Linked DNA regions of Homo sapiens: region 1 is linked to region 2. A link is a loop called in an ENCODE intact Hi-C map of the cell type or tissue named here. Cell type or tissue: B cell. All regions are shown on one strand. Links, peaks and the distances in the headings refer to the core of each region. The heading gives the core; the rest is flanking DNA. Region 1 overlaps PMEPA1 (prostate transmembrane protein, androgen induced 1). Region 2 overlaps RBM38 (RNA binding motif protein 38).

Region 1 (4,378 bases), core at 147-4,146, 280 kb after region 2:
TATGGATGAACAGATTCCAACCAGGCGCTCGCTTCCTTAGTGAAGGAACCACTTGTTCAATTATGAAGCCCAGGATGTGAAAGCAACTGCTGGAGCCACATAGGTGAATTTGTTATGCTGGAAGGGGGTGGTCACCTGGCACTGTGAGTGGCTCAGAGATCCCTAAGTGATCAGAATTGTAAACGACCCAGGGGAAAACCTTGGGAAAAAACTCACCCTCTTAGATACTGAGTTTCTAGGGGAGGAGAGTGGCTTAGAAGCCCCTAAAATGGGTCAGATGAGAAAAGGACAGGGCCAGAGAGGGGGAGGGAGTTGCCCAGAGACACAGAGCAACCGTGCAAAGCTGGCTAGAGCCAGAGCCTGCGCCTTCCAGTTCCTTGGGTACAGGCTGTCCACGCAGGCATCCCTGGTGGGAGTGAGGGTCACAATGGCTGTGACCTTGACCATCTTTGCAAGGTGAGCCTAGCTTGTGGCATGGAGTCTGGCTTGCACTGCAAGCCCCAGGGAACCGTCGGGGGATGAGTGGATGGTAAAAACGACTTCTGCCCGTCAGACACTCAGACACACCAGCGGGGAGAGCTGCAGCCACTCCAGCTTTAGCTGGGTTGTGCTAAGAGCTTTAAGTGCATTATATCATTCAAAGCTCCCAAGGAGCCGCTTTGGGGAGTCCCGTCAACACCCGCATTCTGCAGATGAAGGGACTGGGACCTCAAGGGCAGCTGCTAGGGCTAAGGTGTGGTTCTTCTACCGGAGATGATTTTGCCCCAGGGGACATCTGGCCATATCTGGAAACACTTGTGGTTGCCACAACTGGGAGGGGGTGTTACTAGCATCCAGTGGGCGAGGGGAAGTAGCTAAACATCCACCCTGCCACGCACAGGGAAGTCCCCCACAGAAAAGAATTATTGAGCCCAAACGTCAGCACCAAGGTCGAGAAACTCTGGATTAAATCAGATGATAGTGAATATCTCAGGCACAGTGCCGGGTGCATAGTGCTTGCTCAATAAACATTAGCTAGGCAACAGCTGATTCCTAATTAGGCCTCAATGTGAAGACAGAAGCAGGGACTGAAACCACACACAACCGGTTTGAAGAATAACAACAACTTAGTCTAAAAACATCTGCTTTGAAAGCAAACGCTTAGGAAAGGGCAGTTGTTCATTTCACACTTGGATTGTACATTTCTGTAGGCTGGAGTCGCAACCACCTTGATCACCGATCAACGCACACTGGCACCAACCACCATGCCAGACACACAGGAGGCACTTCGTAAATGCTTGTGAAATGAATACATGGGTGAGGGAAAGTGGCGGAGAGCAGTCTGCGTGAGGACGTAAGCACAGGTCCTTCTCTGGAGGCAGGAGAATGAAAATCATCCCACGGGTCGGGGCCGGGTCAGTGAGGAAGGGAGGGAAGGAGTTCTGAGAATGTCAATCTGCAGGACAACTTCTAGTTTCCACCTTTTGCATGAGGGATTTCCAAGTGCCCCAGGGCCTGGGAGTCCCCATTCATCAACCCTGGGTGCTACCAGGGACAGGGCCCATTGTGATTTGTGAGGCCTGCCTGAGTGCTGGTGGGGCAGGGGTGAGGCAGGCGCCCATGCTCCTTCCTGACCTCTCCAGCACGCTCCATCCACTTGCATGGAATCACGGCAGTGGGGAATGAGAAACACCCCTCCATCACTGCCACTGGGAACCCCCGTCCCTCCAAACCTGCCGCCTGCCTGAGCTCCTGAGGGCACCCTCACCCTGCATGGGCCTCCTTCCTGCCAGGGAGGGAGCCCTGTGCGAGGCAACCAGGGGTTGCCCCGGAGCCAGTCCCACTTCTGCCATCTGCGGGTGACAGCGAGAGACCTCTCTAGGGTGTCCCCTGCCTGAGACGACCGTGAGGATGGTGTGGCGCTGCCTCTTACAAGGGTGGTCCCAGCATCAAGAAGGGAACGGCCCTCCCAGACCTTTCACTGCTTAAAATAACCAACTTTTTAATTTAGCAACCATTGTCGTTTCACGTTCAATTCTGTAAGCAATAATAGAGCTCTCCACGTACCCTCCACCTCCTCCCCTGCTGGCAGCACCTTACAAAACTCGATTCTCTGTGGTTTTCCCAGAATCAGAACTTGTGTACGCTTTAGTCACCCCCTCATTTTACAGAAGAAGGAACTGCAACCTGGTCAGTCCCCCCTCAAGGTGACACGGCCAGCTGGGAACTGGACATGGCCACCACACCTAGCTTAGCAGACCTCACCCTCTCGGCTTCTCCTCTCTGCCTGAGGTACTCCCCCCAAGGTCTTCCCACCGCTGACTCCTTCTCATCCCTCATTCTCAGCACAAGGTCAGCCCTGCTGAGAGACCCTCTCAGACCAATAAAGCAGCCCCCAGGCACAGTCATGTGACACTGTCGAATCTCCTCCTCCGTTCAGTATCTGACTCTGTTTCCCATCTGCACCAGACTAGTAGCTCCCTGAGGGCAGGCTCAGGCCTGTTCCATTCACCAGGTCCTCCCATCTCCAGTGGCACAGGGAAGGAGCTCACCTACTGGATAAATGAACAGAAGATGGGTGATTCGCCCAAATACCGGGTCTGTCCTCCTTCCTTAGGTCACTATTACACACAGACAGACACAGCTACCTTCGATGGGAGGTGACGGCGTAGCAAAGGCTCCCAGTGGGAATGAAGGCTTGAGCTGAGTGTGAATGGTGCTCAGAGCGGGGGACCAGCTCCACCAGCGGTTCCCTGTGTGACCTTGGGCAAGCTGTTCTCTGAGCCTCGGTGGTTTCATCCATAAAATGGGGAAATGACAGCCCGCTGCCCTTGCATACCTAAGCACAAAGTCACTGGTAACTAGGGGCCCAGGTTCTGGGTCTCCCTGGAGTGTCGGGGTCCTAGGCGCCGGCCCAGAGGAGTTTCAAAGTCAGCCTTTAACTGCCCTCCCAGTAAAGAGGCTGCTGAATGCTACAGAGCAGGCTCCCGTGCCCACCGCCCCACACCTGGAAGACGAAAGGACACGAGAAGGAGAGGCACAGCTGCGTCGCTGGCTGTGACCCACACTCCTCCAGTTTTTGATTTAAAAAAAATCCCTGAAACAGCACCCACTCCCTGTCAAGTCTGTGTCCCCATCGCCAGCAGAAACCAACTCCTCCTGGAGGAAGGAAAGTTCAATGGATGAGCTATAAATATTTCTGCTAGATGCTGCCTGGGAGCTGGGCTTTCTGCATGAGCAGGCCCCGCTGAAAAGGAAGGCGGCTCGCCAGATTTGTTTCGAATTATGAAAATAGATGTTGTCTCCCCACCACATCTGTTTTGCCTGACAAATGAGCAGCAGCTCGCCTCCTAAATAAGGCAGCACACCAAGACGGTCTTGAAACTCCGGCTTCTCCAACTCTTCAGAAAAGGAGAAGAAGAAGAAAAAAGAGTCCAAGCCTCCCAGGTTTGAGCTCTAAAAGCCAGACCTTTTTCAATGTCATCTCTCACGCCGCAGTCTCCGGGGGCATTTACGCCACACTTGTCCTTAAGCTCAGATCTCCCTGAGCAGGTAGAGGCTGCTCACGTTAGAGGGCACGGATATCCCCCACTGCTTTTTAAAAAGAAAAAGAAGGCCAGGAGACACGCGATCAATTATAAAAAGTGCAAAGAAAGGAAAGCTCCCTAAACTCAAGCCAAGGGTGCGTTTTTGATGTGCTGAGAGAGGCCAGTTTTTGGAGGGAAACATCAATACTGTTGCCATTCAGTTCTCTATGCCATGCTGGCCTGGTGACTTGGGTTAATATAATCATTTTCCTTTAATTACTCCAGGAAAGACCCAATTACAGCGCAGACGCATCTGCCAGCCTGAGGATCCAATATTTAATAGCCCATCCTTCAGGAACATTCCTGCTTGGGAGCTTCCTGGAGCGAGCAGCCCTGCATGCATTACGAACTTGCATTACTATACTAACTCGGTGGTGGTGTTCTGGCCTGTGTGCGTGTGTGTGTGTGTGTGTGTGTGTGTGTGTTTCTTTTAAAAGTCTCTTCCCCTGAAAATACTTCATGTTGATATTTCTTCTTAAAGATGCTGTAATTATGAGAGAGCAGAAAGAACCCCCGAATGACTGTATAACTTGAAATATTACAAGCACAGTCACCCCACTTCCCCACTCCGCGGGGAAATTTACAGGCTTCCAGGCTGCCACCAAGAGGGAAGGACTAGAGCCCAGCAGCTCTCAGAGTTCTTGGAGTTCTCGGCCTCCGAAGCACACTGTCCAGCCACCTGCACAAAGTCCATCATAAACCCATGCGGGGCACAATGGGAGTAGCTGCTCAACAGACCACTCCTGCCTGTGGGCTGTCTGTTTTGGGGGTAGAAATAAAAAGATCTGGCCAAGAAACCTGGAGTGTTATGG
Region 2 (4,378 bases), core at 288-4,287:
GTCTGGAGAGGGTCTGTGTCCAGGCAGAGCTTAGTCTGGCCTGGAACGGTGCCCTGTGTCAAGGGGTGTCTGTCCATTCTTGGGCTGAGGGCACCGGGAGCAGAGGTTTGTCCTGGGACTAGCTGCACCCAGAGCCTCTCCTTGGGTTATTTTTGAAGGGCCAGCTGCTTCCCTGGGTGCGGGTCTCCCTGCCTGTTAAGGGGGCCTGGCTGTGGCCTTGACTCCCGTTCACAGAGTGCCTCATATGTACATTATAGAACGTTTGAAGGGGGTGGAATATCCCTGGCCTCCACCCCTAGAAGCCAGTAGCATTGCCTCGCCCAAGTCATGACTACCAAAAATGTCTCCAGACATTGCCAAATGTCCCCTGGATTTAGTGGCATGAGGACCAGTATCTGTGAGTCTCTTGGACCTTGCCTCATGGTCACAAGATGACTGCCACGGCTCCAGACATCCCACCCACGTTCAGGGCAGAAAGGACAATAAGGGCCAGTACGAACTGCCTCTGTCTTTTTTAGCAGAAAAATGGAAGTTTTCACAGAGGCCACAACAGGCTTCCACTTAAGTCTCACTGGCCACAACTGGGTGACAGGACACGGCCACCACAGGGGCTCTGAGATGAGAAGACAGGCTCCTCGGACTCCGGAGTGTCAGGTACAGGCTGTATCCAGGAGCAAGAGCCCTGGGGGTCTGCCTGGGCTTAAGGCCAGGCCCAGCCTGTCTCTGCAGGCTCCTCCCCATCTGTGAGTGAGAACGGTCACACTGCCTTCCCTACAGGGCCAACTTGACTGTGTGTGGAGGGCCTGGCCCTGGGAAGTCACGGTTTGTCAGTGACGCATCTCTTGCCGGCCCTGCTTCAGGGTCTGTTGATTGATTACCTGTGCAAAACCGAGGCTTAGAGCAACTGAGAGACTTGCTGAGTTCACACATCCCAGGATGGTGGGGCCTGAGCTGTGGGCTGCGAGACTCTTGTCCCTCCCACAAGGACTCAACGCCTCCCTCTGGCTAGATGGCAGCTCTTGGATGATTCAGAGCACAAGGCCTCGAGACTGATGATGACCGTGAGACCCTCTCCCAGGCATGTGCCTGCCCCACTGCATGTATAGTTTCAGGGACCCCTACGTCCTTTGTGTGAAGGTCTCTGGTGCCCACTGGGTAGTAGATGGCTGCCCTTACCATCACGGGGCCTTGGTGTGTGCACACCACGGGGCCTGGACAGAGCACCTGGGTCCCCAGAGCAAGAGGACGTACTGGGGAGGCAGTGATGGGAAGATGTCTGTCTCCTTGAGAGCATGGGATGCACAAGCTGGGGAGAATGTCGACAGCTACTCCCAGCATCATTCATTCATCAGGTGTTTATTGAGTGCTTGCTGTATGCCAGACCTGGTGCCAGGGATCCTTTGAATAAGAAAGACACGGTCCCCGATCTCGTGCTCACATTCTGTTTGTGCACTCGTGGGCCCACATGGTGATGCGTGCAGTTAAACAGGAAGCTGGCGGAATGAGTGCCTGCGTGGGGACGGAACAGTTCCGCGTCTCGAGTACAGTGGTGGGGAGATGTGTCTGTGTGTGTGATAAAGCTTCACAGTTTGTGTGTAACTACACATGACATGTAAGAATGTTGGTGTGTGTAGAAGATGATGCAGCGTGCTGAAGGCCTGCAGTCCAGGTCATAGCAGTGTGCCTGGGTTAGTGTCCTGGTTTTGCTCATGTCCTTAGTTACTCTGATGTGCCCTTGGGGGATGGAGGAGGTAGGGTACACAGGATCTCTCTGTACTGTTTTTGCAACTTCTTGGGAGTCTTTTATTATTTTATAATACAAAGTGAAACAAAGCCAGAGGAGCTGTTTGCAGGTGATGGCGTGTGTGTGTGTGTGTGTGTGTGTGTACGCACGCACACGTGTGCGGGCGTGCTGGGGAAGGCTCCACTGAGGATGGCGGAAATGGGCCCTGTTGGCTTCTGGGGAAGAGCGAGCAGCCCAGGCCCAGGGTGACAGGCCAGCTGCAGGTCGCCGTGGCGGGCACAGGGTGAGCACCGCAGGGCAGGGGCAGAAGCTGAGGTCAGAGCCAGGCGGCATGGGGGCTGGGAGGAAGTGACTCCCCCCAACACTGTGGCGTCACGTTTTCACCCTCAGGGTGTCTCGTGGTGGCCCCGCCGCCCCCCTGCCCCCCCACAAGGCTTCCTGTTTGGCAGCTCATCTGGAGCCAGGCGTGGGCTGCACCGTGGCCCTCCTGGGCGGGCGCCCGTGCCGCACCTGTTGTTTGTCCTGTCTGCTGAAACAGAAAGCAGCCTTTGGGTGGCGGGGGCTCTTCTCCGAGCATGAGTTCTCACCCTGGCTCGCTGCTGGGCTTGGGGAGCCTCTTCTGGAAGCCTTGGGCCAAGGGGCACAGCTTTGTCTCAGGGTAGAAGCCTGATCACAGACTGAGTGGAGGCCCAAGCTCGAGCTTTCCTCGTTTAGCCTCAGTTTCACCTTGTGTCCAGGGTGGACAGGCTGATAACTCTGCAGTGTGCTTGCGGGCATCAGGACCTTCCTGCTGATCTCATTTGGATAGAGTAGGGAGCTGGACACTGGGTCAGCTTGTCTGACAGATCTTTGCTTGCTTTGTGCCAGGCTGGGGATGCCTGCCATGGGGGTGAGGGGAGACCCGGTCCCAGCTCCTAATCACAGTGCTTTCTGCAGCGAGGTGCTGAGAGGAGGACAGAGACAAAGGAGGTCAGCATGCCTCAGAAGGCGACAGGAGCTGGGGAGGGGAAGGGAGCAGCCGGGGAGGCTCAGGGCCCGACAGGGTAGCCTCAGCTCCTAGAGGACTTTGATGACCCAGGGAGGCACTGCTACATTCCTCCAAGTGACACCGGACCACGCAGGCTCCGAGCGGAGGAGGGATGGGTCAGTCTGCATTTTTGTTTTCAGAGTGTTTTTGCTTCTGGCTGCTGGGTTGAGCCTGGACTGCCGAGGGTATTGTGGTGGTTGGAGGCCCTTAGAGGATGCCCAGTAATCCAGGCATGAGACGAGGGTGCTGCCTGCACCAGCGGCCCTGGTGAGATACAGTGAGATTCTGGGTGTCTATTTTAAAGAACCTGGGAAAGAAAGAGGAGTCCAAGAAGATTCTGGAGCTTTGGGCCTTTGAAATGGGAGATGGGCTTGGCCCTGACTGGGGTGGAGGCAGCTGTGCAGTACAGTTTTGGGGAGAAGGTCAGGAGTTGGAGTTTGGGCCGGTTCAGGTGGAGATGCTGTTCCGGGCCTGGCATTGCCCCACAGAGAGGGCGTTCGACCTGTGTCCTGTGGCTGGCTGCCCCACAGAACTTGAATGTCCCTAGACCTCCCGGCCCTCCCCCTCACAAGTCACTGGGGATTCCCGGGAGGCAGGGCCATGGCCTGGCTTCCTGCCTGCCAGGCGCCTCGGGGACCTTCCCACACCCAGCCAGGCGGGAGTCAGAACCCTAAGAGCTGCGGTCCGTCTCTGCCGAGGTGGGGCAAGGCCCCTGGAGAGCAGGGAAAGTGAAATGGGCTCATTTGCCTTTTTCGTTTTTATTTTCAGAGGCGACTTTATGTTCAGAAAATGAGTCCTCCTGGGCCGTGGTCAGTTCTTTTCGCTGCGAGTTCTGCTTTGAGTGTGGGCAGCATGTGTCCCCAGCACCATCTGTACTTCTCTCTCCCGCCCACCACGGGGTTCTCAGACTCTGCCGGAGGCCCAAGCCCTCTGTCTTGGGGGCAATCTGTTGGACTCTGCAGCATCCTTAGTTTACAGATGGGGAAACAGAGGCCGGAGGGGCTGAGTGATGGTCCATGCGACTTGGACAGGCATGGCCAGGATCCGGGCTTGGGGCTCTTCCTGCCCTTGGACCCCTGAGTCTCTGTGGACAGAGTCAGCTGGGGTGCTCTTGACTGTGTGCTGACCCTGGGTGTGTTGGGGTGCAAATGCTGCCTGGGCCACGTGTGAACGGGAAGGGAGGCAGGCACCTCAGATTTCCAGTCTGGACCAGGCTCGGGGTCCCCCTGTCCTCTCCTGGGCTGTGGCAGAGCCAGCTCCTCCTGCATGCCCAACCCTCCCGGCATGGCCTGGCCTTTCCAGCCCTAATGGTGGCCCGTTTCAGTGGCTCCGTGATTTGGGGGTTTGGTGTTGCCCAGGCTCCGGCACTAGAGGGAAGCAGAGAACCCCTGAGTCATCCTTCCGCAGACACCCCGGACCCCAGCTAGGTGCCTGTGCCCAGTGTCCAGCGTTGCAGTGGGGCTTGGGTGGCATGTGGGGGGTCTGTCCCACCCATTCCTGTGGTTTCTTCCTTGGCTCTGCCTGGACTTTGCACACGTGGTGGGATTAATTCTCTGGTAAACAGATCCGCCTCTGATTGGTGCAAGACCCTTCTCTGGGGTCTTGGT

The links. Peaks named below come from ENCODE experiments on the same cell type or tissue, not always from the same donor. Only the 100,000 strongest peaks of a DNase experiment are listed, where the experiment ranks them.
Region 1: a loop joins it to region 2, with 11 times the contacts of the local background. A loop is called at or near these places in 6 of 110 quality-filtered maps.

The regions. Positions count from the first base shown.
Region 1 is chr20:57,679,594-57,683,971 of GRCh38, forward strand. The region is part of intron 1 of PMEPA1 (prostate transmembrane protein, androgen induced 1); the gene reads right to left. Among named protein-coding and RNA genes, the nearest start is that of PMEPA1, 28 kb to the right of the region's middle. RefSeq lists enhancers at 19-543, 544-1,067, 894-963, 1,344-1,453, 1,864-1,923 and 2 more and a silencer at 2,282-2,445. In B cell, for the core only: CTCF peaks have their summits at 1,833 (motif pointing left) and 2,034; DNase peaks (open chromatin) are centred at 838, 1,808, 2,530 and 3,298; H3K4me3 peaks cover 3,828 bases; H3K27ac peaks cover 3,906 bases.
Region 2 is chr20:57,396,389-57,400,766 of GRCh38, forward strand. The region is part of intron 3 of RBM38 (RNA binding motif protein 38); the gene reads left to right. Among named protein-coding and RNA genes, the nearest start is that of RBM38-AS1, 5.5 kb to the left of the region's middle. RefSeq lists enhancers at 1-461, 2,037-2,536, 2,514-2,603, 3,578-4,378 and a silencer at 2,144-2,263. In B cell, for the core only: a CTCF peak has its summit at 4,158 (motif pointing right); DNase peaks (open chromatin) are centred at 903, 1,553, 2,123, 3,383 and 1 weaker place; H3K4me3 peaks cover 3,177 bases; H3K27ac peaks cover 4,000 bases.